Linked DNA regions of Homo sapiens: all the other regions are linked to region 5. A link is a loop called in an ENCODE intact Hi-C map of the cell type or tissue named here. Cell type or tissue: heart right ventricle. All regions are shown on one strand. Links, peaks and the distances in the headings refer to the core of each region. The heading gives the core; the rest is flanking DNA. Region 1 overlaps RGS6 (regulator of G protein signaling 6). Region 2 overlaps RGS6 (regulator of G protein signaling 6). Region 3 overlaps RGS6 (regulator of G protein signaling 6). Region 4 overlaps RGS6 (regulator of G protein signaling 6). Region 5 holds the start of RGS6 (regulator of G protein signaling 6). Region 6 overlaps RGS6 (regulator of G protein signaling 6).

What was found. Hi-C counts contacts between places; a loop is a spot of excess contacts. Peaks named below come from ENCODE experiments on the same cell type or tissue, not always from the same donor. Only the 100,000 strongest peaks of a DNase experiment are listed, where the experiment ranks them.
Region 1: it touches region 5 in a loop (6-fold over the local background); 25 of 110 quality-filtered maps call a loop at or near these places.
Region 2: a loop joins it to region 5, with 2.1 times the contacts of the local background. A loop is called at or near these places in 12 of 110 quality-filtered maps.
Region 3: it touches region 5 in a loop (4-fold over the local background); 7 of 110 quality-filtered maps call a loop at or near these places.
Region 4: it touches region 5 in a loop (3.0-fold over the local background); 5 of 110 quality-filtered maps call a loop at or near these places.
Region 6: a loop joins it to region 5, with 17 times the contacts of the local background. A loop is called at or near these places in 46 of 110 quality-filtered maps.

The regions. Positions count from the first base shown.
Region 1 is chr14:72,418,653-72,423,670 of GRCh38, reverse strand. The region is part of intron 3 of RGS6 (regulator of G protein signaling 6); the gene reads right to left. LOC105370559 (a long non-coding RNA gene) reads left to right here and starts at 4,460. Exons shown (of 4, transcript XR_944018.3): 1 at 4,460-4,536. In heart right ventricle, for the core only: a CTCF peak has its summit at 2,738; a DNase peak (open chromatin) is centred at 2,730.
Region 2 is chr14:72,012,447-72,017,464 of GRCh38, reverse strand. All of the region lies in intron 2 of RGS6 (regulator of G protein signaling 6), which reads right to left. Among named protein-coding and RNA genes, the nearest start is that of RGS6, 83 kb to the right of the region's middle. In heart right ventricle, for the core only: no CTCF peak of the experiment used is centred there; no DNase peak of the experiment used is centred there.
Region 3 is chr14:71,998,996-72,004,013 of GRCh38, reverse strand. All of the region lies in intron 2 of RGS6 (regulator of G protein signaling 6), which reads right to left. Among named protein-coding and RNA genes, the nearest start is that of RGS6, 69 kb to the right of the region's middle. In heart right ventricle, for the core only: no CTCF peak of the experiment used is centred there; a DNase peak (open chromatin) is centred at 2,873; H3K27ac peaks cover 1,292 bases.
Region 4 is chr14:72,184,092-72,189,109 of GRCh38, reverse strand. All of the region lies in intron 2 of RGS6 (regulator of G protein signaling 6), which reads right to left. Among named protein-coding and RNA genes, the nearest start is that of RGS6, 250 kb to the right of the region's middle. In heart right ventricle, for the core only: no CTCF peak of the experiment used is centred there; a DNase peak (open chromatin) is centred at 2,503; H3K27ac peaks cover 1,173 bases.
Region 5 is chr14:71,929,732-71,934,749 of GRCh38, reverse strand. RGS6 (regulator of G protein signaling 6) reads right to left here and starts at 2,321. Exons shown (of 18, transcript NM_001204424.2): 1 at 1,809-2,321. LOC124903404 (translation initiation factor IF-2-like) reads right to left here and starts at 2,824. Exons shown (of 2, transcript XM_047432046.1): 1 at 2,725-2,824; 2 at 1,860-2,581. The coding sequence starts at 2,824. The coding sequence ends at 1,860. RefSeq lists silencers at 2,073-2,232, 2,253-2,532. In heart right ventricle, for the core only: CTCF peaks have their summits at 1,196, 2,196, 2,400 and 2,721; DNase peaks (open chromatin) are centred at 1,420 and 2,709; H3K4me3 peaks cover 2,512 bases; H3K27ac peaks cover 1,489 bases; H3K27me3 peaks cover 976 bases.
Region 6 is chr14:72,290,297-72,295,314 of GRCh38, reverse strand. The region is part of intron 2 of RGS6 (regulator of G protein signaling 6); the gene reads right to left. Among named protein-coding and RNA genes, the nearest start is that of MIR7843, 220 kb to the left of the region's middle. In heart right ventricle, for the core only: CTCF peaks have their summits at 2,512 and 2,714 (motif pointing right); a DNase peak (open chromatin) is centred at 3,074; H3K4me3 peaks cover 508 bases; H3K27ac peaks cover 428 bases.

The DNA.
Region 1 (5,018 bases), core at 446-4,445, 490 kb before region 5:
CTAGTAGTCTTCAGTGTCAGTTACTATTATCTTCGTGTCCATGAGGACCCAATGTTTAGCTCCCACTTATAAGTGAGAACACATAGTATTGAGTTTTGTGCCTCTGCTTTAATTTGCTTAGGATAATGGCCTCCAGCTCCATTCCTGTTGCTGTGAAGAATACGACTTTATCCTTTTCATGGCTGTGTAGTATTCCATGGTGTATGTGTACCACATTTTTTTTTACACAATCCATTGTTGAATGAATACATTGTTAACAATTATTTCCATCTCATCTTGTATCTTATAATTAGAGACCAGACATCAGCTTTTGAGGGGAAAAAAGCAGCCCAGGGCCATCAGCGTGAGCCTGAGGGCCAGGTAAACATGACATGGGGTGGGGGGACATATGGGTGGAAAACCACAGTCTCCATAAATGGGACAAATTTCTGTCTATTTCACGACTTTGTCTGTGGCTATGTCTGGCACCCATGTTCTCTAAAAAGATTCTTTTCCATCTCATATTCCTCACTATATTCAACACGCTGCTAGGGGATGGCCCTCTTCACAAATCCTTTTCTAAACTACCTCCCACGTGACTCAACTCTCTGACTCACCTGCCGTGTGGCCACCTGTCAGGCCCTTCTACTCTTGATAGTCTTTTTCTTCCTTTGTGGGTTAAAACAATGGAAATTTATTCTCTCCCAGTTCTGAAGGCCAGAAGTTAAAAATCAAAGTGTCGGCAGAGTTGGTTCTTTCTACAGGCTCTGCAAGCGAGTCCGCTCCATGCCCTCTCCTGGCTCTGCTGCTGAGCATCCTCGGTGCTCCTTGACTTGCAGATGGGCCCTGGATCTCCGCCTCCATCCTCACTTGGCCTTCCTCTCCCAGTTCTCTTTCTGGGCTTAATAAGCGAGTCCACTTGTGTTTGACCTCCTCTGCCCTCAGAATGGCAAATTCCCCCACATCTGTCACCACTGTGCTTGGCCCTTTGATGCTCCTCATAATGACACCCACTCTCATGGGGACACATACAAGCTGTGGGCACCCACTCCCCAATCTTGGACAAGGACGAGGGGTGAGGCTGCTCTCCTGAGTACATAGGGCTCTCCCAGTCTCTTGGGCTGGCCTGCTGAACTGGACCTGAGCTTTCCTGGAAAACAAAAAAAGCGAGACTTCTTTCTCTCGCCCACTTGACTCTGCAGCTCCAGTTTGGACTTATTTCTCTAGATTTGTTTTCCCCAAGATTGCAGATACTAACAAGAAATTACTAAGCTATCTCACTCTGTTATTATAACTTATAATAAATATACTACTTTATATTATTATATATGTTGATTGATATTATAGCATAACTCAGATGTAAAGCTCATATTGCCGTTCTAAGTATATAAGAATTTTATTTTTACATCCCATTTGTATTAGTCCATTTTCATGCTGCTGATAAAGACATACCTAAGACTGGGCAATTTACAAAAGAAAGAGGTTTAATGGACTTACAGTTCCACGTGGCTGGGGAGGCCTCACAATCATGGCAGAAGGCAAGGAGGTGCAAGTCATGTCTTACATAGATGGCAGCAGGCAAAGGGAGAGCTTGTGCAGGGGAACCTCCCCCCATTATGATACCATCATATCTCATGAGGTTTGTTCTGTATCACAAGAACAGCATGGGAAAGACCTGCCCGCATGATTCAATTACCACCCACCAGGTCCCTCCCACAACATGTGGATTTGAGTGTGAACACAGACAAGCCATATCGCCATTTAATCTGTGGAATGATTCTGTGAGGTCAGCCGGGAGCATGATTCCTGCCTTTCAGAAGAGGAAACGGGAGCCCAGTCTTTCTTGCAGCCCACAGCAAGTTACATAGCACAGTGGCCTCCAAGGGAGGAGGAATGGGGAGCTGTACACAGGGTGCAGGCGATAAGGGGTGCAACTGCCCAGGAACAATATACATATCATAAAATACCTCAGTGATGAATACTTTCTCCCCTTGGTGCTCCACTGATGCTGGGACTAGAGCCGAGCCGTGGGGTTTCTAAGCCGGTGCTGTCTCCCCTCTACCACGGCCCCTCAAGGTCAAAGCAGAGGTGATTTTAGAAGCTCCTGGAGGGGCACATCCCACATATTCAATTCACAGTCAGGAGAAACTAAATCCTCTTTTCTCAAAGGGGTGTGTTAGGTCAGCCTGGGGTGGGGAGGCAGTCCCCAAAGGCATCACGTTAGAGCTGGGAATTCTGAACTTTGGTGATACCACTTCTCTGTTCTGGGTGTAAGACATTTCAATACAGTCTTTGGCTTAGTTTAAAATGTAAATAATTACATTTCTCATAGTTTTGATGACCAGGAAGATCCTACCCCACCCTCACTCTATAATCCCTGACTCCCAGCCCGTGGCGCCACACCTCATCTCCGTATGGCTCATCACCCCATCCCGCCAGATCACTGCTCTGACTCCAGTCCCATCCCTTCCCCTCACCCCACATTTCTGGTGAAAATTATTCGAACCAATCCATGCTGCTTGCTGTCATTTTCCTGACTTCACAGGGGAAAAGAGATCCTCTCCAAGTTTTAAGACAGATTATCGGTACAAAAAAAAAAAAAATCTAGCTGCGTCCATCTTTTGGCAGAAACAGTCTGTTGGCTGAAAGCAGAAGTGATTTGGGCATGAACCGGTGTCCTTGCTCGAGGCCGGCATTCCTTTCTGCCTTATTTTCAATCACGCCTGGGGTGCAGTTCACATTATCACCACGAAGGGGCGCCGTTGCTCTGGAAAGCCACAAGGCTTCTGCAGGCAACTGCCTTCAGTTAAGAAAAACTGCCAGGTTACAGGAATGTGATATTGATTTTTGATTTCTTTTAAATTAATAATCAATGGCGTTCTGAATACTGCTTAATTTCTTATTTGTAGAGGTACAGAGCTGAAGCCTGTTAGATGTCGTTTACGGCATTTTCCAGAGGCAAATAATGAGGGCTCAGGGATACCTTGGTAGCAGCTAAATTACTAGTGAAGGTTTTTCATGAGTTTAAAAGTGTTCTTGGACCTTCAGGTAATATGAATTAAATATTAATATGTTAATTGCAAAGGTCCAAAAGATAAAAGGGAAAAAAATGAATTCACAGGAAAGAAAAGTTTTACGTTTATTAAAGGATGGGGGTGGGGGCAGGGTTAGCTGAAGGGAACAGGAATCATACTATACCAGACCTCACAAATTATGCAGCAATGATGACTGGTTATTAAAAAGTGTAATTAAGCCAGAAGTTCCAGAATTTAGGAGACTGTGGATTAGAGGCCTAGATTCCTCAAAGTATCTGCAGCAAATCCTGATTCCCAAATCTCTAGCTTCTCCCAATGTAAAGTGGGTGCTTATTCTTGCCTGCAGACAGTTAGCATCTGGCTAATATTAACTTCAAATATGTAATTTTGGAGACCCTCAAATAGAACAGGTTATAAAAACGTAACACCCTCCTGGCATTGTGAGACCCTTGTTAGCCACATGTTTATGCCAGGAGATCAGTGCAAAGAAAATTGGAGGCAAGCCTGGGGTTTGAGACTTACTTCTGCCACGAACTTGGTACACTGAGTGAGTCACATATCCAAATTCTTTCTTCTTTCATCTGTAAATTGAAGCTTTTAGCTCAGCTTCCCTCTGAGTCCATTCTGATTCTGACAAACACCTCCCTCCCCATGTTCGGCCCACATGGCGACAGCCTTCCTGGCCTTCCCATCCACTTCTCTGTCTCACACCCTTAGGGGGGCAGATTGGACCATTTTGCTCTACTTCTCTCCACCTAGAATGTCCTTCTTCCCGTTCCACTGCATTTCTATGTTTTTAAATTCCTACTTCAAGTCTCAGGGCAAACGCCACCCGCTCTGAGAAGCATTCCCTGATACCACAGAGGCAAAGAGTCTCCCCTCCTTTATGATTTTGCTGCTCTTTACCTATACTTCTCTTCAGCACCTGCCCTTTTCTCTTTTGGGTTATGATGATTTCAGGAGCCTTTTTGCAACAGCCAGGTCTCCAGGGGCATGACTGACATTGATTTATCCATCCCACAGGGTCCAGCTCAGTGGCCAGCACAAAGCAGGAACCAAGGAAATGGCTGATTAACAGTCACATGTGCACAGACACATTGTATTTTGTGCAGAGCATCTGGGCTCGACTTAAACACTGATGTTCAGCCGATAGGATTTGGTTCCTGGTATACCCGCACTGTCTCTCTCCTACAATTCAGGCCGGCAGTCTTGGACTCTGAGTCAGACTGCCTGAGTTCAAAGCCTGGCTCTGCCACTTCCCAGCTATGAGAGCTTGGACAAGTTGCTGAACTTCTCTGTGCCTCCATTGCTCACCTATGCAGTGAAGATAATGACAGTATTCTCTTCATACAGCTGCCGTGCAGATAAAATGAGCGAATACTTGTAAGACACTTGAAAAAGTACCCAGTGTAAAGCAAGCTCTCAAAAAATGCTACTAGCTTTAAATAGTATTTTTACTACTACTAATCAAAAGATAACAACCATGGGACTTCTTGCCAGTTAGCAGTATCCTTCTCTAATGGTAAGAACAAAATATCCCCTTGTGTTTATCCTGGTGCCCATTCATGTCTCTAGTTAGTTTTACTGGCATCCACTGTAGAAGGCTGGGAAACGCATCCAAGGCAGCCCGCTCCCTGGGTGGGCTCCAGCTTTGGGTCTTCACAGCAAATCTTAGTTTGGCAAAAGCCTTTAGTGCATGGAAAACAGATTAACTATCATTTCAGTCTGCCACCAGCCATTTGCTAAATTGCACAATTTGATATGGTGTGTGTCCTCCTGGACCCTCTCAGACCTGCCCAGGCGCCAGCCTTGCCTCTTATCTATATGGTGCTATGGCTGTAATTCATCTGACCACTTGTGACATGCATCCTCTCAGCAGATTTGTCTTTTTATCTGCTGCGATTCAAGGACAGAAGAAAGAAAAAGGAATGAAGAGAGGTGAGAATAAACAACAGGAGAATAAATACATTTCCAGGCACCTTCCATGCAAGGAGTTTTGAGACA
Region 2 (5,018 bases), core at 549-4,548, 83 kb before region 5:
GTGATATCATGAAAGTCCAAGTCAGTACATCAAGACAAGAAAAAGAAGTGAATGCCACATAACATGAAAAGGAAAAGACCTGTCATTATTATTAAAAGATTTTATCTGTCTGCATAATGTATGAGTATCTAAACCATGAAAATTAATGAGTTCAGCAAGATATACAAAAATAACATTCCTATACACCAGCAATAATAGGAAAAGATACAATAAAAAGATATCATTGACAGCAACAAAAAATGTGGGATAAAAAAATTTAAATCAGCTGGATGTGGTGGTGAGCACCTGTAGTCACAGCTACTTAGAAAGAAGCTGTGGCACAAGGGTCACTTGAGCCCAGGAGGGTTGAGGCTGCAGTTAGCTATGATTGTACCACTGCACTCCAGCCTGGGAGATCTTATCTCAAAAAAAGGAACAAATGAAAGAAAGAAATGAGATACTTACAAAGACATTTAACAAAGATATGTAAGAAAAGTATGGCAAAAATTACAAAATTCTACTGAAAGACCTAAAAAGAGAACTAAATAAACATAGCTATACCATAGTTGTAGATGAGAAGACCCAGGATAAGAGAGCAAATTCTTACGATTTATCTGTAAACCATCTGAGTAATTCCAACAAAAGCCCAATAGGGCTTCCACATTCCTAAAATACAGTTTAAAGTATAATGAGCTTAGAATAGCCAAAAAAAATTCCAAAAAAGAAAACTGAAGTGAAACTTAAACTACCCAAACCTATAAGACCAAGGTAATTAAAATAGGGTAGAGCCAGAGTAAGCAAACACACCATTAACAAAGAACAGTCGGGCGCGGTGGCTCACGCCTGTAATTCCAGCATTTTGGGAGGCCGAGGAGGGCGGATCACGAGGTCAGGAGATTGAGACAATCCTGGCTAACACGGTGAAACCCCATCTCTACTAAAAATACAAAAAATTAGCCGGGCGTGGTGGCAGGCACCTGTAGTCCCAGCTACTCTGGAGGCTGAGGCAGGAGAATGGCGTGAACCCGCGAGGCAGCACTTGCAGTGAGCTGAGATCAAGCCACTGCACTCCAGCCTGGGGAACAGTGCGAGACTCCGTTTCAAAAAATAAAAATAAACATAAAAATAAAATAAAGAACAGAAGCCACACACAGTCACACGTGTTTGGGAATGTGGTGTATGACAGTGGGAAAAGATTTGATACATGTAACTGAGACAACTGGACATCCATATGGAAAAAGATAAAAGTGGATTCCAATGTTACATATACACAAAAATCAATTCTAAGTGTCTGTGAAACACTACATTTGAAAACTTTAAAAGAATGTATAGGAAATTATTCTTATGACATTGGGATAGAGCAGTATTTCTTTTTAAAAACACATAAAAAAGTACAAGCCACAAAGGAGAAATGGATAAATATGATTACATTAAAATTTAGCACGGCTGTTTAATTAGAGACATCATAAAAAGTCAAAACATAAGCCACAGAGTAGTAAAGATATTTGGGGCCCATTAAACTGACAAAGAATACTAGATTATAAATGATTCTTATAAATCATTAATAAAAAGGCCAATGGCAATAGAAGGACTAGCAAGGAATATAAATGGGCAATTCACAAAAGACGAAACTCAGACGGCCACTGAGTACAGAAGAGACACTCAATCACACTAGAACGCAGAGAAATGCAATATAAAACAATGAGATACAATTCTGTGCCAATCGGATTAGCAAAAATTAAAAATCTGATAACTAAGAGGATATGGGAAACCACCAATGGAAGCATAATTACAACTGCTTTGGAGAGCAATTTGGTAATGTCCACTAAGTTAAAATGTGCACGTTCTAGAACCTAGCCATTTTTCCTCTGAGTACTGGCTCTAGACAACCTCTAGTACATATTTCTAGATAGATATGCACACAGTTACTACTGTATCACTATTTGTAATAACAAAAAAGGTGAAAGCATCTGAACTTTCTCTCAGGTGAACAGATGAAGACTCTTGATTTATTCGTATATACTGGAATCCTATGGAGCAGTTGCTATAGTTTGGTTTGCTTGTCCTCTCCAAATCTCATGTTGAAATTTGATCCCCAATGTTGGAGGTTGGAACTGATGGGAGGTGTTTGGGCCATAATGGCGGATTCCTCATGAATGGCTTGGTGCTGCCCTTGCAGTAATGAGTTAATTCACTCCACTAGTTCCCTCAAGAGCTGGTTGTTGAAAGGAGCCTGGCACCTCCCTTTCTCTCTCTTTCTCTCCTCCCCTCCTGAAATGTGATCTGCTCACACTGGTTTCCCCTCACCTTCCTCCATGAGTGGAAGCAGCTGGGAGCCCTCAGCAGAAGCAGATGCTGGCACCATGCTTCCTGTACAGCCTGAAGAACCAGGAACCAAATGAACTTCTTTTCTTTATTAATTACCCAGTCTCGGGTATTCCTTTATAGCAACACAAATGGACTAAAACAGCAGTTAAAACAAATCAACATGGATAAACCTCAAAGACAATGTTAGAAGGACACACACAAGATAATTCCTTTAAATTTCTAAACATTTCCTCAAAAGGTACAAGCACACCTGGGAATGAAGCATGGCAACATTGGCAGAAGTATGAATATTGATGGAAAAAGGGGAGAAGGCAGACGGGTATGGAGGGAAGCGGGGGGTGTTTAGGAATATCTAAAACACTGTCTTTCAAAGAAAAAACAGGGAAGGAGAGCAAGATGAAAGAACACACGCAAACAAACACAGCACGTTAACATCTGTTTAACATCCATGCTGGGAACGTGCCTATCTGGCATGTAATGTTGTGTTCTGTAGGCTTGGACTATTTCATCATTTCAAACATTATTTTAAAAGGAAATCATGTTTAGAACAAATGCTCAAGTCTCATGACATTATTAAAAGGCCTCTAAAACCATATGTTGCCCTAAACAAAACCAGCACTCTCTGCCCTCATCACCCACCTCAGTTGTTGCACTTGATGCCAGTGACTCTTCACTCTTTCCAAAAATCAAAGCCTCATACAAAGAATGAGTATTTGTTAGACTCAAAAATATTCACAAGAATGTGCCACATGCTTTAAAGGTAATTTTTAAAGGATTCCGGAAATGTTTGGGGCAATAGCAACATCAATGGAAGCATCAAAGAGTTCTATCTATCCCAAGGTCACTACTTTGAAGACAGCAAAATCCATTTAGACTGTGTGTCTGACTTTTTTAATTCAGCAGCAGCAACTAAAGTCATTCCTCTCTTAACTGTCAACATTATCCAATATCAGAGTCAAGGCACTGCACTGAGAACGCCCTAGGAGTGGACGTTGGGGCCAGCATTATAAATTATGCCATATCCTTACAAAGAGCATGTCATTCAACACAAGGCTCACACGGTGGTTGTAAATTACTGCAGATCCTTGTGCTGTCCAAGGGGGATTTACCTAGGTATTTTTCTCAGAAAATGGGAAACTTATTAATCAAACACTGAGCCCTATGGGTCGGCAGAAAGGAAACACGATTTTCACAGTGAGCTCAGACCCAGCAGCTGCAATAAGGACTGAGCACACACAAGGGAACAGCACATGAATTAAAGAACACGACCAGCACGGAGTAAGGGATTCACTTTGAGCAACAGCCTCTTGCATTATTTCTGAATCTATAATCAGGAGAAAAGCCTGAAGGCCCCAGCCCACTTTGCAGACAATAATTTCATTGTCAATTGTCGGTTCATCACACAAAGCCTTCATTATGTTTACAACATACATTGCAATACATTCAACAAAGTATAGATATATTTGCTCATGAATATTTATGTATTTCACAAATATTCACTGAGTGCCTACCACGGCCCAAGAGCTGGATCTGTACACAAATAGTAAAGTGAAATAGCTCCATCCTTGCCCTCACTGAGCCTGTGATAAATTAACTACATTGTTCACAAACGAAATGGCAAGTTTCTTCTAACAAGACTAATTCTTCCTTCATTTGTCAATATATGAATCTGCCTACTGAAGGACTCCTATTTACCTTTTAAATTTGCAAGATTACAGACTATCCCTATAAACTACCATATGTTGAGATAGCTGTGTTCATGGTTCCTGGATGTAAGAACTGATCAAATGGAAAATGGAGTCATTAATGTGTCATTCACCTTACTGAATACTATAACTATGCTTTATTTTATGGTTGTTGTTGTTTTTTTTTTTTTTTTTTTTTTTGGAGACGGAGTCTTGTTCTGTCACCTAGGCTGGAGTGCAGTGGCGTGATCTTGGCTCACTGCAACCCCCACCTCCCAGGTTCAAGAGATTCTCCTGCCTCAACCTCCCGAGTAGTTGGCATTACAGGCACGTACCACCACACCCAGCTAATTTTTGTATTTTTAGTAGAGATGGGGTTTCACCATGTTGGTCAGGCTGGTCTCAAACTCCTGACCTCAGGTGATCCGCCCACGTCAGCCTCCCAAAGTGCTGGGATTACAAGCATGAGCCACTGCACCTGGCCCTATGCTTTATTTTATAGGAGCCATTAGATGATTAACTTGGCTTACTTGACAAGAGAAATACCTTATAAACAATTGCTAAAATTTATTGTTTGCTTACACTATTATTTGTTTATTGTTTGCTCACAACCACCCAGCAATGTTGGTATTAGTGTTTCCCCCAGTTTACAGATGAGGGGAAATGAGGAATAGAGAGGTTCACAACTAGCCCAGAGTCACACAGTAGTAACTGGTTGAGGCACAATTCAAATTCTGTCCTGAGTTCTTCACCATTACACAAAATTGCCTTTGCCTTAGAGACAGACAACAAAGGTAGAGGTAAAACCTCACCTATGAAAGGAAGGTGCTACTTTTAGGAATCTTGTCAGGAAACATCACAGATATGTATGGTGTGGCTAACAGCATCTGGTTTTCAGAACTGTTTATAACAGCAAGCAGAGAAGTGGGGAAAATGGTGCAAGAGCCTAAAAATCCAACAGCACATGAATTAAGGTATCAAAATAAATTATTTTTATATGTTCATATAATAAGGCCATTAAAATAT
Region 3 (5,018 bases), core at 718-4,717, 69 kb before region 5:
ATTCCAGTGGAGAGCAAAGTTTGGCAAAGTATGGACTGAGCATTTCACCCCTCAGCTGCTGGCTCTTAGCTCTCAGCTGTCAACCTTCTCTGACCCTTGGCTGGAGAGAATTTGTCCAAGCTCATGCGCCGTCCTGGGAGCTGAACCCTATGACTGAATGATATGGTACAAAGATCCATCCCTGTTGCCCCAACTTGGGAAATGCCAGTTCCAGAGTTCCACTGGGTAGGGTGAGGCCTTCCAATGACAACACAGTACACGTTCTCCTTTTACCCAGTCCTCCCTCCATCCCTTCCCCCATCCCCTAGAAGTGTTGCTCCTGAGACTCTGGCAATGTCCCACATGCTACTATAAGAGGCTGCTTTCTGGAGGAACCTAACCTGTGTCACCTACTGTATGGAACTGCCCCTTAAAAAATAAACTTTCCCTGAAAAAAAACAGACTAAACAAAATCTTCCTTAAAGGTTTTATATACATCCAAAGCTAATAATCAAGGTATGTTTAAAAATTCTTTCACGGGGAGGTGTTGATTAATAAGTACACAGTTTCTGTTTGGGATGATGAAAAAGTTTTGGAAATAGGTAGCAGTGACAGTTGCACAAAACTGTGAGCATAATTAGTGCCACCGAACCGTACATTAAGAATGATTAAAGTGGCAAGTTGTATGTTGTGCATAGGGCCATGATTTTTACAAAGTAATAATATACCAACAACGTCGAATGGTAAATTTTGCATGGGTGGATTGTATAGTATGTGAATATCTTAATAAAGATGTTTTTAGGAATCCTTTCACTGCAGTGTGAGTACCTGGTGGCCAGTGGGTAAGTAAAATAGTAGCCGCAGCTCTACTAATCCATAGAACAATGACAATATTTTAAAGCCCTCATTGAGGGGTTCTCTTTCACTCATTGTCTCATTCTCCAAAATATAGAAACAAAATACTTATTGATTTGTACTTTATGTATCTTCAGTCAGCAGTAATTCAGGATTTATATGCTAAGTGATACAGGGAAAAGAATAAGCAGTTTCTTGGGCCAGTTCCCAGGGCTAAGAATATTTAAAGACTACTGAGAGCGAAGATATTGGCAATGTCACTGAATTCGATTTTGCAGTAGTACGAGTGTTCAGTGTAACTGAAGCATAAGCTCACACATACAGAAAACCACCATGACTCTAGATGATAGGCTCATTTCTACAGGAGGAACAAAACAAGCTTTTTTATAAAAACAAGCATGCACCAAAGGCAGAAGTGTCCAGAGGATAATGTATGCAAAAATCTGTCTCCCCAGAAACACACAGTCTACTGCCACACCTCCAGGATTTATAAAGTACTTCACATTTGCAGCCTCCTCCATAATCATTGTCATTAGCCATCCCCAAGGAGCCCAGGGGTTCCCATTTTTTTTTTGAAAAGTTGGCAAGACTCTTGCCTCAATGCATACCCTTCTTTAACAAGAGACTTCCATTCAATAAAGGCCAAACCTCAGATAAGAGTAACTATCATGTAAAGACTGTGGTTTCTGCTTCTGGGCCCTCTCCACAATCAACGTACTACCAGAAACCAACCTGATGTTATACAAACCTTAGACACTGAAATGCTTAAGGATTAAAGAAAACACTAATGTCTAAAATGCCACTCAAAGCAGAATAAATCTGCAGCTGGAAAATCTGACCTTTAGCCCTGAATCTGCCTCTAATAAGCTGTGTGATCTGGGGCTAGTTAGTAAGTCACTCTGAATCCCAATTTCTTTATCAGCATTTGGACTTCCTACTTGGGGTGCCTATCTCTCAATAGGCAGAAAGTGAGGTAGAATGAGATTAAGGATGCTGGGCACAGTGGCTCACGTCTGTAATCCCAGCACTTTTGGAGGCAAGGGTGGGTAGATTGTTTGAGACCAGCCTGGGTGACATGGCAAAACCCTGTCTCTACAAAAAATACAAAAATTAGCCAGGCATGGTGGTGCAGGCCTGTAGTGCCAGCTACTTGGGAGGCTGAGGAGGGAGGATCACTTGAGCCCAGGAGATAAAGGTTGCAGTGAGCTGAGATTGCACTGCTGAATTCCAGTCTGGGCAGCAGAGGGAAACCCTGTCTCAAAAAAAAAAAAAAAAAAAAAAAAAGATTAATGGATGTCTAAACACTTCAAAGACTAAAGTTCTGCACAAATGTGAAAGAGTACTTACAACACTTCTTATCTCTAAATATCTCCAGAGAAACGTAACTTAGGGCCCTTTAGGTGCAAAACAACTGTTTAAATATAGATGAGGAAGAGAATTCCACCAGGGGAAAAGTACTCATTCAAGTTATCTCTTCTAGCATCCATTTCAGAAACCATACAAGACTCAGATGATTGTATTATGGAAGCCACAAACCAAGGTGTAAAAGAAAATAAGAGAATATGTCTTTAATTTGGACTGATAACATCATTTCCATCTGAAACTCTAGAGTTAGTTTGGTGAGTTGTTTTATTGACTTTTGCTGTTGTTGCTGCGTTGTGTGTGTGTGTGTGTGTGTGTGTGTGTGTGTGTGTGTGTGTGTGTGTGTTCTGTTTTTATTTATCTTAGAAAGCATTGATATAAAATACTCAGTTCCTTTTGGGATTTGGGCATAACGTTTTTTCTAGAAAAGGCCCTAGAGAGAACTAAATTTTCACAGAATTGCATAGCAATTCTCCAGTGTTATTTTTAAAGAATTCTATGAGGTAGGAAAAATCATCAACACACTGATTTCATATTCCACAAATGTGTAACCTCTGAGATTTCAAAGTCAGGGACTCATTGTTTCCCACTGAATGAAGACTCAGACTGGGACGAATACATGTTCCCAATTTAGCAGGGCCACCGCGACTGCGAGCAGTTGCTTAACAACTGCACACACTTGTGCGTGACCTCCCAGGTTGCCAGGAGCGGCCCCACGACAGGGCCAAAAGTGGAGTCAGACACAAACAACTGACCAAAAACCGAATCCTGAAATCAAGAGAGAACGAAACTAAAGGGTGTTCCTCTTTCAACTTGCTTTTTCTTAAGAAAAGTCTTGGGGAGAAATCAGGATATATTCTCAGACCAAGTTCTTTGTGGTCTTCTGGCACTGAAGAATTAATCCACTTTAAAACAAGCCACAAATTTCAATCTCCCATTTTCTCTCCTCTTTTCTTTCAATATGAAACTCCTCAAGAGAAGAACACACACTAAACAGCTCTCTCAGGGTCGCCCATGACCTTGAGATGTGGTCACCAAATCCAGTGGTTTTTCGAGTATTTCTTGACCTTTCTGTGGCATGCAACATTCCTGGCTCTTTCTTTTTCTGGAAATAGCTCCCTAACTTGACTCCTCTGGTACAACATCCATCCTGCCACTCTCACTACCCTGCCTACTACATTTTCCTATCTCTTGTCCCTCTCCCAGTTCTGGAATACCTTTGTCTCCTGGGTTCTCCTTCCGGCATCCTCCACTGTACACACTCCCTCAGAGAGCTGAGCTCTTACTTGGCTCTCTATCCACCTGTATGGGATGACTCCCAACCAACCCCATCTTGAAGATGAAGCCAACATTTCCAATCGCCTACTCCATATTTCCGTTTCTGCCCCTCAGCACCTCATATCCAAGATGGGGCCCATTACTTTACCCACAAAACAAGCTCCCATTCCTCAAATTTCCCAAGTATTGTTATTCATTTCATCTCTTCCCATCAAAGCCATCCTTCTATTCCACCTACATTTACAAGTTGCCCTGTCCCATGAATGGCCCAAGACTCATGTCCACTTCTTCCTTTGCATCCTCATGTAAAGATATTACAACAACCGCCTGAGCGAATTCTTGCTGGCTGTATCTTCTGACTTACACAAAATTCTGTAGAACAAAACCAGATAATTCTTCCTGAGGTAATGTGTGTATCACAACCCTGCTCGAAGACTATCAGTGCTTCCCCTTTTCCAAGTTCGGATTCCTAATCCTACTATCTAAGGTTCTCCCTGATCCAGTCTTATCTCCACTAACACCATAGAAGGTCACAATGTTCAGATGAGTTTCCATTTCTAGCTGTTTTCCTAAACTTCTCTTGCAGTTTTTGACTCCATCAAAAATTCTCTATTAGTTCTCATACTGCTATAAAGAAATACCTCATACTGGGTAATTTATAAAAAAAAAAAAAGAGGTTTAATTGGCTCATGCACTGCAGGCTGTACAGGAAGCATGATGCTAGCATCTGCTCAGCTGCTGGGGAGGCCTCAGGAAGCTTACAATCATGGCGGAAGGTGAAGGGGGAGCTAGGCAATTCACATGTCCAGAGCACGAGAAAGAGAGAGGGGAAGTGCTACACACTTTTAAACAACCAGAGCTCATGAGAACTCTATTGCGGGGATAGCACCAAGGGGACGGTGCTAAACCATTCATGAAGGATCCACCCCCACCATCCAACCACCTCCCACCAGGCCCCACCTCCAACATTGAGGTTATGATTTGACACGAGATTTGAGCAGGAACACAGAGCCAAACCCTATCAGCTCTTTTGACTCCTCCCTTCTCCATCTCCACCTGTTAGAGTTATACCTTTCTTCAACATCTAGCTAAAACTACTTTCACCATCATACTTCTGATTTCTCCTGTCAAAAATGCCTTGTATGCAAAAGCATTCCGCACCATCCCGGGAGCATTTACCATGGTCTGCACCAACAAAGTACATATTTTATCTCCTCTTTTAGATCACAAGCCTTGTAAGAGGAGAGGCTGAGCATCAGGATTTCCTGGAGAACATGAACTTTGAAAACTAAATAACCAGGACTTATTTTCACTTCGACTGACGCTCTCCGGTTTTAATTCCCTCATCTGTAAAAAAGAACCTACGATAATTATTGAGAATTGATTTGCTTACCTCAGAGGTCAATAAACTGTGGCCTTTAGGCCCCATCACTCATTTTAATTTAATTAACTAACTTTATCATTATTATTTTTTAGAGATAGGGTCTCACACTCTGTTGCTCAGGCTGGAGAACTGTGGCACAATCAAGCTCACTCCTGCCTCA
Region 4 (5,018 bases), core at 585-4,584, 250 kb before region 5:
GGAGATCATATGGCCCACAAGGTCTAACACATTTACTATCTGAGCCTGTACGGGAAATGTTTGCTAACACCTGTATTAGGCCATCACTCTCACAAAGATTAGAGTTACTCTTCTTTTGTAATCCCTCGAGCACCTCGTTCTATTGAATAATGACCCAAACCTTCTGACTTAAAACACACCATTTTCCTCTGGAGAGAAGAAGATCACATAATAAATTTCTCTGCTCTGTGAGAGTTTTCTCTGTAGTGTTCAGAGAGAGTTCTTTTTTACAATTAATCACAGAATTTTAAGGCACATTGGTGTCGTGAGCAATGAAGTCATCCCTATGCTTGAAGAGAGCTGCTCTTACATGAGCCCAGGAACAAAGTTTTTACCGCTTTCCATCAAGAAGACCACAGAAATGGAGGCTGTGTCGCAACACAGGGTGATGCACATGACAGAATGGTAGCAAAGAAATATTCAAAATTGTATGCAGTTTAATGCAGTTATACAAAGATGTGAATGCAACGTAACAATGACTGAAGGGAATACCCAAAATGAAGAGAGTTGTTGAGGTACAATAGTGGGATTATTGGTAATTTTTTCTTCTCCCGTATTTTCATTGATGATGATGATGATGATGATGATGATAACTGCTATAGTTAGCACCTATGGGGCACACTGTAAGGCACCATGCATTTTAGGGGCATTAGCTCATGAGATCCTCACGTCAACTCCAAGGGGTAGGTTAGCCTGTTCTCATTACTTGTGGTGGTTCTGAGCAAATACTGAAGCATTGCTCTGGGGAGAGATACAGGGCTAGGTGTCTGTGAGCCTCTGGTCACATTTTCATCAACTGATAAATACATAACTTTGTTTAACATGTGTTTCTACTTAAAGACTGTTTATTGAGTATATATTGTTGATTCACTAACATTGGACTCACAGCAACAGCACTACAACTCAGGCCTGGACGAAGCTTATCTAACACTCATATTTCTTCCCAAGGCACATCACAGCCTTCTTGCACTTAGGAACACTGGACAGTAGGCTGGCACTATCCTTGGACCATTTCAAATAGTAAAATCACCAAAAAAAAAAGCAGAAAAATGTTTTAAAATGTGGCACTAAGCTGACCACAAAAAGGAGAGTTGTTTACAGTATGAGGGCTGAAACAAAAAGGGCTGTCACCTGGTTTAACTTCAACTAGAAACATGCATGGGGAACAACTCCAGTTTTTCACTGTTCCACACATGTCTGCAAATAACCACAAAAGCACAGTGAGCATTGATTTTGCCGTTACGAAGACATTTTAGCAAGTAGTGAATTCACAAATATGGAAACTGTGAATAATGAAGATTGACTGTTTTATGATTTCCCCCATTTCACATATTCTGAAGACAGGAAAAGAAAAGAGAATTGGGGGCTGAGGGAAGGGAGGGGAGGAGAGAAGAGCTGGAGCCAGAGATGTGTTAGGCTCTTTTTTTTTCCAAGGAAATATTAGTGGGTGTTTAAAATCAGGGTGTCCTCCTTCATGCTGGATTGATATTTGACTGAAATTTCAAGCCTGTCCCCTGCTTCTCTGCCTACTGTCAAGATGGAAATAAAAGACTGAAAATCTCTGCGCATAAGTAGACACTCAAGTCCACCACCAACTCTGAATGCATCTAACCTAAGGAACCATGCCATCTTCTTATGGCAGAGCTAACAACCAACAACTACTAATAGACCACCTGTGACCCTGAGCTTTGTAGAGGAATAGAATCAGCACAATCTACTTGTAGCCACATGATAGAGGCATCTTTGAAAAAAATGTCATCTTTGTGCCAATAGCATTTTACATGAGTAGTTATACACAGCCAAGTGCTTTCTCAACTTATTCAAGACATATTCAGCAATATCCTATAAGGCAGTGCTCATTTACTGAGGCTCAAGTTTCTTGATGTTAACTGTAGATTTTTTTAAAAAATCAATGCATCTATTTGAATCAGAGGGATATTTGAATAACCAACAATAATGGCTTTACATTTTCTAAGCCCTTTAAAGCTTTTGAGGGCTTTCCTGTTCATTTTCTCTTTCTTGAGGCATTTGCTCTAGTTACAAAGCAGAAAGTCTAAATGGCCATTTTTTGACACTTTCCATTCAGGGAGAAACTGACCCTTTCACCTGAAGGTGTGTGATCATTACATCAGCCTTTCTGCAACTGAACTGGTCCTCTCAAGGGCTCAAAAGAAGTTCTGTTGCCCCAGAGACAGACATTATTCCCATGCATTTATGCAATCAGATCCTACAACTGCTCCCACTGACTCATTTAAGCTGGGACACATGTATTCGGCATCAGCATCTGTTTAAATAGCACTTATTGCCATAGTAGCTAGGCACTTGGACAAGCCTGCTATTTTTGCAAGAAAATGAAAAAAAAAATGTAGATGAAGTAAATAGAGGTCGGTACTAAGGCCTGTAGTAATCATCTTCCTTGGCAGGCAGAGCAGGAGGGTTAGAATCAGGTCAAATTGTCCCCAGTAAAAGGCGTCAGTCATCTGGAATGTTTTTATTATCCCAGACAGAAATAGGTCACCTCAGCACACTCAAAGTTGGCCAATTAGACCGAAGTTCTTGTGCAGTAAGAAATAAAGGAAGTAGATGCTTAGCAGAAGACCTCTCCCCTCCCAAAGGAGGCAAAACAAAATTCCTGGAGAAGATAAACACATCAAAGCCTCAGATGCTAAAAGTTACCTCCCTCAAGGGCAATTTGCAGGCTCCTGTTAAGGTGCTTGGTGGTGTACTATACAGAACTTACGCAAACTCGGCTGTATTCCATCTGCGTTAATGCCCAGCAAAATACACTTAGAAATAACATAGGTCAGGATAGCAGACAGATTTTGTCTACATTGAGAAGGATTCATGGACTCAGTTTAGTGAGAGAGAAATGGGATCAGCTGATAAAATCTGCTTTGGTAAGGGCAGTTTTGCCTTGGCAGGCATCTCCAGCCATAGGCTTTGGGGTCAAAGGCACCGGACTCAAATCTTCAACACCCTCCACGCCAGCTGCCTAGATATGGCAATCACCTATTAGATACTCAGTTCCTCCATTTACATAGAAGAGAATAATACTCACAGGATTATTTTGAGGATCAATGACTTGTTAGGAAAGTGGTTGATGTGTGAAAAAATTATGTACGAATTATAATTTTTTTTGAGACAGGGTCTTTGTCACCCAGGCTCAAGTACAGTGGCCTGAGCTCATTGCGGCCTTGACTCAAGCTCAAGCAATCCTCCAATTTCAGCCTCCTGAGTAGCTGGGATTACATAAAAGTACACACTACCACACCTGGCTTTTTACATTTTTTGTAGAGATGGGGTCTCCCCATGTTGCCCAGGCTGGTTTGGAACTCCTGGGCTCAGTAATCCGCTCACCTCAGCCTCCCAAAGTGTTGGGATTACAGGCATGAGCCACAGCACTTGGCTGGTAATTTTTTATTATCTATAATTACTGCAAGTTCATCCATGAGTATCAGTTACATCTACTTCACAATCCAGTCCAAATAATTCACACTCTACACTAGTTAACCACATTCTATCCTTCATTTGTCATACTGTTATTTTGTGATATTAAATATTGATTGAAATAAATTTGTTATTGAGAGGACTTGGATATAACCATTACTCTCATCAAGAGTTTTCTATGAGGGTATTTTGGTAGGATTTGACTTGTCAAAAACTAAAGCATGTCATTTACAGAAACACTCAAATAGAAACATACATGTGATGGTTAATACTGAGTGTCACCTTGATTAGATTGAAGAATGCAAAGTATTGTCACTGGGGGTGTCTGTGAGGTTCTTGCCAAAGGAGATTAACATTTGAGTCAGTGGACTGGGAGAGGCAGACCCACTCTCAATCTGGGTGGGCACCATCTAATCAACTGCCAGCACAGCCAGAATAAAGCAAGCAGAAGAACATGGAAGGACTAGACTTGCCGAGTCTTCTGGTCTTTATTTTTCTCCCACGCTGGATGCTTCCTGCCCTTGAACATCAGACTCCAAGTTCTTCGGCTTTTGGACTCTTGGATTTACACCAGTGGTTTGCCAGGGGCTCTTGGGCCTTCGGGCACACTGTTGGCTTCCCTACTTTTGAGGTTTTGGGACTCGGACTGGCTTCCTTGCTCCTCAGCTTGCAGATGGCCTACTGTGGGACTTGACCTTGTGATGATGTGAGTCAATACTCCTTAATAAACTCCCTTTCATATGTACATCTATCTATCCTATTAGTCCTGTCCCTCTAGAGAACCCTGACTAAGACAATACATATAAATACATTTAACAGAATTTTACATTTGTGCAAACAATACTTTTTGCCAGTAGGATAAAACATTTATCTTCTTGTGCTTAAGCAAATAATAAACTTTGCCAAGTGACAGAAAGGCAAATTAGACTTTTTTGCATCTATTCCATAAGAGACACAAGAATAACTATAAGGGAATATGCCCAAGTCCCCCCTTCTGCCTTTTATTTCAAACAGAGCATTTTAAGATCTGGAATATCTGTGATAGGTTTAAAAACAGTCATAGTTTACTTGTACATAATGAGTATAATATGTATTCCAGGGAAAGCATAAATTAACTATAAACTCATTAACTCTCAACAAAGATACCATTTTCATGGTTTCCCTTAAGTGGTTTGTTGGGTTGGGCTTCTCTCTCTTTCTCTCCCTCTTTCTGTGTGTGTGTGTGTGTGTGTGTGTGTGTGTGTGTGTGTGTGTTTGAAAGTAAAATACTTCTGTTATATGAACAAGAAATCACTTTGTGCCAGTACTTTTGTTTTACTAATAGCTTAAAGAAGGTATTTGTAAGCCTCACAGACTGTATAAATTATGTCATTTATTTATTCAATAAATATTTGCGAGAGCACTGTAAAAGATAAAAAGATGAATGAGGTCCAGTTTCTGCCTATAAGAAGCTTCAAGAAGGAGAAATAACATCTGGGAAAAAGCCTCACAGGGTGTGTGAGATTGGGCTAAGTAGAGGCAAGGTGTAGGGA
Region 5 (5,018 bases), core at 523-4,522:
GACATCCAAAATTACTGGCAAATTGTCCACAGTAACCTAAATTTATTTTTCTTTCTCAAGAAACGTCTACTTACTTCAAAAACATCTATGTTGCAGATCTTATTCTGCAAGTCAAAAATAAATAAATAATTAAAATGGACTCATTTAAATAAACATTTCTGCCACAAAAGCATTGTCATAATGTTTCACTTGATAAGATGAATTTATTGCTTCAAAGAAAATCTAGTCTTGTTTTACTGAAACTCTCAGCAATATAAATTCAGTGAATGTTAACTGAAATTCCTTAAAGAAAATCAGAAGTAAAGTTAAGATCTGCCAGAATAAATATATAAAAGGAAACACTGGTGGCCTCTCTCCTTCATCACAATACCTCCCAACAGCTGACATTTATAGAACTTGCAGACTCTTTCAGGAAAGGATGAGTTATTGGGAATAGACTCTCTCTACATATATATAGTTTATGGTGCATGAGATCATATTTACAGGACAATTTAGCTTAAGAGTGGTACAATATCAAAGAACTTAGAATTTATCATCTATAGCATGCGAGATTTGGCTTGCAAAGGTTTCTCTCTCAAGAGTCTCACCAAATGTCCCTCAGCCCTCTACTTTCCTTCACAGAGTAGTCCCACCCATTGAAAAAGTGATAAATTAAGAATAAAGAATATACATCTTACAGAAAGTTTCCCACCATAGTCCCAGTTCCCACTCTATGTAATTACCTATTTGCCTATGAAAATTGATATGTAAGAGCCGTGTTGTCAACACATTTAACTAAACCTAACAGTTTCCTTTCAGTCTTAACACTTTTTGACAGACCATACACACACAAACTTGTAGCTCATTCTCTAACTCCATTTTGATACTTACAAGCCCAGTTCTTCCATCTCTCACCCTCCCTGGAAAGAAAGTCCAGTGGAAGTTTTACCTAAACTTGATTATTTTTGCGTTTTTCTTTGGGGTTGTTAAAGGTATTGATCAGAACTCACCTCCCAAGCATTGATAATCCCAAGCCGACGAGACCCCAAATATCTTCAGTTTGTAACATAGAAATGCTACTGGTCTCAATGACAGAGAAGGAAAATAACGTTCCTACTCCGTCAAATTAAGAAACAAAAATGAAATACAGCAGCTTTCATTCTGAACAAAACTAAATTTTCTGGGTCACTTTCCCTGTCTCACTGGGCCACTTCTTTACGCAGCCTGCTGGTGACTGTAAACACGGTCTCTTCACTCCTCACGCAACCAGTTCATTTGTCATCCTCTCCAAGCGAATAGCCACCGCTTCCTTTGCTAGCGCAGTTCCCAAACAACAAACCTCCCCACCCGCCCCTGCCCTCCACACCTCACCGCGGAGACTCGCTTTCTTTTCTTCCAAACCACAAATGGGCGAGCTTGTTCAGGGAAAAAGTTAATGAACGCCTGATTAGAGGCAAAGCTGCCCTACCTGCGATCACAACATCGGAAGACTGGAAGTATCTAAAAGCGCCATCCTCTGCGCTCTCGTCCCCGTCGGTGTGCGCTTCACACCCAGAAACCCAGGAACATGATTTATATGCAGACCTGCACCCATCCCACACAAGTCCACACGCCAGCTTGCCTAACCACTTATGTAAGCTCGTGCTTCCACAGTCCCAAACTGCAGACACACACACACGGGCACCTGTCACGCATCTGAAATGGACAAGCACCCACACCCAGGAGATGAAATCAACACATATTAATGGGGTGGGGAGGGAGGATACTGTTTTAAACCATGTTTTTCCCCCATTTGTTTCTTGCCCATTTTTTATCACAACTACAATTACCTTAGCAACCAAAGAATTGCCTTGACTCTCCCTCTGGCTCCAGAATTTTTCCTAAAGCCAACCTTGCGCCAGGTTCATGATAAAGCTGGAGAAGCCCAGGGAACCGGGGACCGGCAGCCTCTTGGGGGCGGAGGGGAAGTCTAGTCCGTCTCCGCGCCGCTCCCCACAGCCTCGCCTCCTCTTTCCGAGTTTCCGTGGTGGCGAGCGCAGGGGCTCAGCGAGCGAAGAGCGAAGCCCCGGGCCCGCGAGGACGCGCGGCGGGTCGCATGGTGCCGGGACTCGGGGCGCACAGGGTGTCCCCGGCGCGCTCCGGGCTGGCCTGGCTCTCCGCGCTCCCAGGCGTTCGCCGCTTGCCCGCCTCTGCCCGCCCCGGTCGGCAAGGGTGCGCGGAGGTCTGTCCGTTCCCTCGGCGCCTGGCGGCTCCGGCGGCTGTAGGAACGCGGCGCCCAGGCGGAGCTCTCGCCGCCGAGCAGGGCCGAGCGCGAGGAGCTGCCCCAACTCGCGAAGCCGTTCAGCTCCGCGGCCCGCGAGCTGCTGCAGCGGCGCCCGCTGTCGGATGCCGAGCGGAGCTGCAGCCCCGTGCCCCGCGCACCTGGGCGCCGGCACCTGGGCCCCGGCACCTGGGCCCGGACCGCGTGCTGCAGGGAGGGGCCGGCGGGCGGGGACCGGCACCTGAGCGCGTCCCGCGGGCGCCGCCGCACGGCTCACCTGTTCCCAGAGCCGCGGAAGGCGCAGACCGTGATTTGCTCGAGGAGGAGAAAACCTAGAAATGCCTCATCCTCAAGAAGCCGCCGAGAAAACCGAGAGACTGGCTCGACCGGGCGGAGGCTGCTTTCGTCAATTCCAAACTGGCCCGGTCCGGAAACTTCAGCGGCGTCAAGGTTCTCTTAGGGATTCCCGGCCCGGGGTGAGGTGCCCGGCGGCTTCTGAATCTCCCTCACTGACGTGTTGCTGGCGCCCTCTAAATTAAAACGGGACACCGCGACCGTCAGCGATATTGTTCCTAACCTCGTCATTTTTATGTATTCAACATGCACACCACACGCTGCATTTGGAATATTACAGGATGATTCCTATCTGGAACACTACAAAAGAACTTTCGAGAAAAGTAACTCTCAGATATTCTTGGGGGAAGCAGAAAAAAGTCGAAGACAGAAAATGAGAAAGTAACTTGAACTGATGCCTTTCTTTAACGTGGGAGTTTTGAAATGCGATGTGTACTTAGATTCAAAAAGCTGCAGGTGGAAATAGGACAAGATCACTAGTGCTGGACGGTAACCGTGGGATTTGTGTGCAATATCAATGCTATCAATATCAAGAATAAATTTGAGATTTAGTCCTGAATTGTAGTATGTCACCAGAAAAGGGGAAAAATACTTGAAATAAAATACCTAAATGCCTTTAACGATGGATGACCTGGACTCCTCATTCACATGGGTCCAGAAGTTAAAGAGTAAAGTCTCCTTCCCAAATTGTGTCTTTTCCCGCCATTCTACATTGATTAATGGATGTATTCATTCTTTCCTTCAATAGACAAATAGCACCTGCTCTGTGTTAGACCCTCTTCTAACATTAGAAATGGATAATAAAGGAAGCAGTCTCTGCCCTGAAGCCTTCACGTCGAATGGGATAACACACAAGCAGACATGTGTGTTATGGTAGGCTTAGTACACAGAAAGGCGGGGGGTGGGGGGAAACCTGCAACCAAGAGAAACCATACCCAGCCTAGTGAGGAAAATAGAATTGTAACAGATGTCCCAGTTGTTTATTAAAGCTGAAATATAAAATCTTTCTTTCCTCAGGCTCAATACTTGGCTCAAGCCGGTTGTGGAGCTGGCTGTGGCCGTTTGTCACAGTTAAAGAATAGGCTGTACATGGAGCGAAAGGTAGCAACTAGGGAAACTTCCGCTTTGAGGAGCTCTGCTTTTTTTTTTTTTTTTTTTTTTTTTTTTTTTTTTTTTTTTGAGACGTAGTTTCCTTCTTGTTGCCCAGGCTGGAGTGTGGTGGTGCAATCTTCGCTCACTGCAACCTCCGCCTCCCAGGTTCAAGCGATTCTCCTGCCTCAGCCTCCCAAGTAGCTGGGATTACAGGTGCCTGCCAGCTAATTTTTTGTGTGTTTTCAGTAGAGATGGGGTTTCACCATGTTGGCCAAGCTGGTCTCAAATTCCTGACCTCAGATGATCCACCCGCCTTGGCCACCCAAAGTGCTGGGATTACAGACTTGAGCCACCACACCCAGTGGGAACTCTGCATTTCTGAGGCTAGCAGCTCCTTGAGGGCCAAGTACAGCATGAAGGAATAATACTGTGGAAGTATAAACAGCAGGCTCCAGGCTCATCAGAAGAAAGCCTTACTGTGTACTTCTCTTTAAAAAAAAATATGTGAAATCAGATATTTATAGGAATTAGATATGTATTTTCATATTGATACATTTTGTGTATTATATGGGATTCCTGATATATCTATGTAGTATGGTTTCTTATACATAAAATATCTGATTTCATATGTATGTGTATGTATGTGGGGGGTATTTTATATATATATGTATGTAATAGAGACAGGACACATTTTTTGCTGACATGGCCAAGAGATTGGTTTATGTGCTAGGGAATTGAGCAAAGAAGTAAATACATTAAGAAAATTGGAGCCAGTCATCTCACTGCTGGAGAAGGGAATTACCAATACAGAAAGGCAAGAGATCTAGCTATGTGCCTTGAAGTTGGAGATGAAGGTGTAAAATGATTTTGGATCCAAAGAGATTATAGATAGATAGACAGAAAAATATAAGTGTATATGTGTGTGTATATGGTGATATATTTCCTAGGTTTGTCGACTGAGAAGGCCTAAAAGCAATGGCACCCCAGTAGCAATGAACACACCTAACACTCAGACCTTGGTTTCTTAATACCATCCTCCACTGAAAGGAACCACAGTTCCTTGGTATAGTGGATGAAACTAGAATAATTTGTTGTGCAAGGAAATGAGAAAATACTTAAAGAATTATGGAGACATGTCAAAAGAAGACAGAAGTCAGCTTGAAGGGGTTCCTGTTGGCCAAATCTTGAACTATTTAAGGAGTAAAATAGTTAATGACAAATTTAACCCTTTGAGTAAAATAAGAGTCCATGAGTCCATGCTGATAGAAACAGAGAAGGGAACTCTATAGTAGAATGCGACTAATAAATGAAGAAGAAAAGATAGAATTAGAAA
Region 6 (5,018 bases), core at 427-4,426, 360 kb before region 5:
AAGGGTTCTTTTTTTTTTTTTTTTGAGACGGAGTCTCGCTCTGTCGCCCAGGCTGGAGTGCAGTGGCGGGATCTCGGCTCACTGCAAGCTCCGCCTCCCGGGTTCACGCCATTCTCCTGCCTCAGCCTCCCAAGTAGCTGGGACTACAGGCGCCCGCCACTACGCCCGGCTAATTTTTTGTATTTTTAGTAGAGACGGGGTTTCACCGTTTTAGCCGGGATGGTCTCGATCTCCTGACCTCGTGATCCGCCCGCCTCGGCCTCCCAAAGTGCTGGGATTACAGGCGTGAGCCACCGCGCCCGGCCTGAACAAAGGGTTCTGATGTTAAAATGCATGCAAAAGCATACCAAGTTTCCTCCTAATTTTATTATTCTACCATTCTAAGATGGAGAGTGGTGGCTGCTATGGTTTGGATATGTGTCCCCACCCAAATCTCATTTTAGTTGTAATCCCCCATGTTGGAGATAGGGCCTGGTAAGAGGTGATTGGATCATAGTGGTGGATCCTTCGTGAACGGTTTAGCACCACCCCTTTGGTGCTGTTCTCATGATAGAGTTCTCACGAGATCTGGTTCTTTAACAGTGTGTGATAGCTCCCCTCTCTCCCTCCCTCCTGCCCTGGCCATGTGAAGTGCTGCTCCTCCTTTCACCTTCAGCCACCATTCTAAGTTTTCCCAAGGCCTCCCCAGAAGCCAAGCAGATGCCACCATGCTTCCTGCACAGCCTCCAGCAACATGAGCCCAATTAAACCTCGTTTCTTTATAAATTACCCAGCATTAGGTATTTCTTTACAGCAATGTGAGAATGGACTCATACAGTGGCCTAAATCACATTTTTGGACAGAACAAACTTCATAAAGGGACTATGGCTTTGGTAATAATATCCAACAAGCCCCCTAACCAATAAACTCACCTTCTTTGGGGTTCCTCTTACCTGGGGCACTTTCCCAGTCTACATCTCTGTTGGAATTGCTCCCACCACCTACTCCCAGTCTGTAGATGTGGGCTAAGGCAGCCATGTTTGAACCATGTGGCTTTAGTCATTTCAATAACAGCCATTGGGATCAAAGGTAACCCTTATCCTAATACAGGAAAATCAGGTCCCTCTTCCTCCCACTTATGCAAACCATGTTAAGTACCCTAATCCATTAGGAAATGTGCTTATTCTGGTTGGAGACAGCCTGTGAACAAATGGTACCTCTGTCTGAATTACAAAAAGGACCTCTTGTGGTGGAAGGCGTGGAGAAGCAGAGCATGGGTTGTATTTCAGGTCCCACTTGCCCCCTTGGCTAGGCACTGTCACACAGGACACAGCCCGCATATCCATCAGCAGTACCCCTGCAATAGCTTAGCCCAGGGATTGGCAAACGAGGGTCTGTGGGCCAAATTCAGCCTGTCCCGTTTCCACAAGTAAGTTTACTAGAACAGAGCCATGCCCATTTGTTTACTATTATTTGTGGCTACTTTGGTGCTATAAGAGCAGAGTTGAATAGTTGCTACAGAGACTATACGGTTTGCAAAGCCTAAAATATTTATTAACTGGCCTTGGCTTAGCCCATGTCTGATATTCATTTTCTTCAGGTCCATACTCCAAAATAATGAAATGAGTCTACTGCTGAGTACAGAATATAGCACCAACTATTGGAGCTGAAAGGGTGCTACTGACTACTTGGTCGGCATTTGCTTTTAAATAAAATGCAATGCTGGATCCTATGGATTCTAAGAATATATGGATCCTATGGATTCTAAGAATATATGGAATTTTGTTTCTATTTAAGAGAAATGGATGGGGAGGAAGGAAGGAGGAGAGAGGAAGTGGGAAAGCGGAAAGGGGAGGGGGGAAGAGAGGGAGAGGGAGAGAGAAAACAAACACTAGCCCATCCGAAGAACTTTTCAAAACCTCACCCCATCACAATTTGAAGAACATCCTGCACCTCGAATTGTTCTACATTTTTTGCAAACAGACCTCATCTGTTGCTTTACTATTTTTCTGTGCTGTCTCAGCAATCTTCAACATGCAGAGGGACTATGAATAATAACTGGAGATGAAACACAATTATCTTGAACTTGTTACATGATAATGGCAAAGAATGAACCAAAATAGACAGATGGGAGGTTCTGACGGGAATACCCAGTAAGAACACCCCCTTGGATATAACTGGACGCAGATTTTTTGTTTAGAGTTTCTTTAAGAGGGGTCAAAGAAACTAACTAGCACAGAGTGATGTTTTGGCTTTTTTTGGTTTCTGTTTTGGCAGAGGAGCGGTTAGAAAGGGATGAAATTCTTAGATATGCAGAATAATCACAATACAAATATATCCAGGGAAAAGTCAGTAGCCTTCAGGGATGAGAAAGAGCCTCACATGTGAGATCAAGAGCTGTTGGAAAAGTGATGCGTTCAGAAAATGTAACATTGTTCTTAATCCATCAGCCCATGTCAAGGTCCCTGTGTCATCCATGCCAGGACAGCTCTGGGCCAGTTCAGGAGGTGGTGAGATTTCAATTCCTCATGCACCTTTACAAAGAAATCTCTCAAGAGGGCAAGAGGCCCTCCTTCCAGGGGATGCACTGGTCCACTTTTTATGCTCTTAAGAAACTATACATCAGTAACATCTTGCTTATGTGAAGAAAACTTTGGGTTCAGTTCATCTTGCAGAAAGAATTACTCAAGGAGAACAAGAGCAGGTCAGGCCTGCAGAACCCTGCAGTTTTGAAAATACCCAGTAGAGGGCATTGTTAAAACAGTCTGACGGGAAAATAGAAGTTTAACAGACTAGAGAAAAGAAAGGGTTGTTTTGTCATCAGGACCAACTCATTTCCCTCTAGTCTGCAGATATGAGTAATTCTAAGTCTATGGGATTTCTCAGCCGTTTTTAATTCCATCGTTCACTTGCCTTGGTTCGACCTGAATTTCTCCTGTCCAGCCAGAGTCTCCTCTGTCCTTGGCAGTGAGAGAAGCGACTGTCACTTCTGGCTGTGTGTGATCAGCGAAATGGAGCGTTGTGATACACCAGATACAGGTTCCAGCCACTGTGCCAGAAGAGAGGGGAGGAGAACAAACGACAGCTGGAGTTGACCATACAGGGGTGTCAAGTCTACGCTTGTGACTCAAACATGTAGCTTATTAAATAAAATGTTTGATGCCCTGGGAAAACCAGTACACTGGGGAAGGCAGGCTCTGCGGCTGTCAGTGTGAGAATTCTCCACCCGGGGCCTCTTCTGCTTAGGACAGTCTGGATCACACGGCTCCCTACCGTGTTACTGTGTTCATGTCTCTTAGGCTTGGCTTCCTCTGGAGTGTGCTGTGTGACGCCAGATTTTTAAACACGTATTGGCATGCACATATCTATCTGGACGTTTGTGTCCCACTATTTCAGGGTTAATAATGGGATGCACTTTGAGGCCTTATTTTGAAAAGGGACCAGCTCTAAAGGAGAAAAAGCATCTGTTCTTTCTTTTAGTAACTTTCTATTGCGCTCAGTACTTTGCCCAGTACACAAGTACGCTCGGTAACTATACTGACGTGCTCGGCCCTTTCTTTTTTTAAAAATTTGCTATTGTGATGTGATGAGGACCCTAAAAGAAAACCTTTCTTTGAGCATGATTTTAGCCAGGCTTGTCCTTTCCATCTTTAGAAATGCTACTCTGCTCTATCTTTCTAGGTATATCTTTCTAGCCCATCAGAAAGTCTGGCTTGCTGTTCTCAATTCAACAAACACTTTTCAACACTGGCTTTGTTCAAAGAACTTGATTAGGTACTGTGAGGTTACAGAGATGAATAAGACAGAGATCAAGCCCTTGAAGAGTTTAAATTCAGCAGGGAGTAAAGCCATATGGACTAGTGTAATAAAGAACAGAACAAAATATGTGCAGCAATGCTGTAGAGGACAAGCACTTCAGGAGTGTTAGGAAAAGAATAATGTAGTCTTCCTGGAGAGTGAAGGAGGTGGATTTGAACCCAGCCATGAAGAACTAATAGAATTTCCTTAGGTGGGAAAAGAAAAAGGACAGTCTGGTTGAAATGATGGCATGGGGATGCTGGGTATTTGAGGGACATATAACTATGGAGAGTGGCTTGCCTATGAAGCTCACGGAAGCAGATGGGGATGGAGACGGACGCAGAGAGGTCACCAAGGAGCTTGAATGCCATCTAAGGGCTTGAAGTTAATAGCCTAGGGAATGACGAGTTGAAACATCGGAGCCTGAGAGATCAAGCAGAAGGATCTAGGTATAGCCTGGCCCCAGGGATGTGGAGAGTGTGAACTGGAGCACAGGCAGGGAAAAGAGTGTAGAGTTGAGAGGCATGGTGATCATCTGGCGGGAGCAGAAGCCAGAGGGATACTCACTCCACCTGTTCTTCCAGAGCTTTGCCTCTTGAGAGTCTGGATCCCTAGATTCTGCATAGTGAGTGAAAGAACCTGCATTTCAAAGAACTCAGATTCAAACCTTGTTGCCCTTGGCACAGAGTTGACAGCTACAAACAATTCAACCCAGCCATGAAGGGTGTTGCTGGTGAGAGTAGCAGCTTTTAATTAATCCGTGTGAGGCTCTGCTAACATAGGTGCAAATTGAGCACTTCCTTTAAGAATCCCTAATGAGGACCAGTTTCTAATTAAGCGCATTTTCTTCCACTATATGCCTAGTTTCTTCCTTGCTTCTGCAGCAATAGAAGCCACACTGACTTATCAGCAACAGATGATTCTTGAAATCAATCCCCAAAAGTGTCAACTAGAAGAAGGGGGTCCCATGAAGCCAAGAACTTCTTAAAGTCCGAGACTCAATAAAGGGGTTTACTCACCAAGGACCCATTTCGAGGGACTTCCAAAATACCTTAAATGGAAGCTGTGGAGAGGAAGGAAGCTGAGGAAGGAAGAGGGCTGGCAGAAGGTCAGAAGAAAAACTGCCATCTGCTAGGTGTGAAGCTATCGAAAACATGCCGGGAAGTCTTTTGAGAGGAGGGAGGGCAGAATGCAAAGTGCCTGAAAAACCTGTGACCTAGCAAAGGTGGACCAGGGAGGTG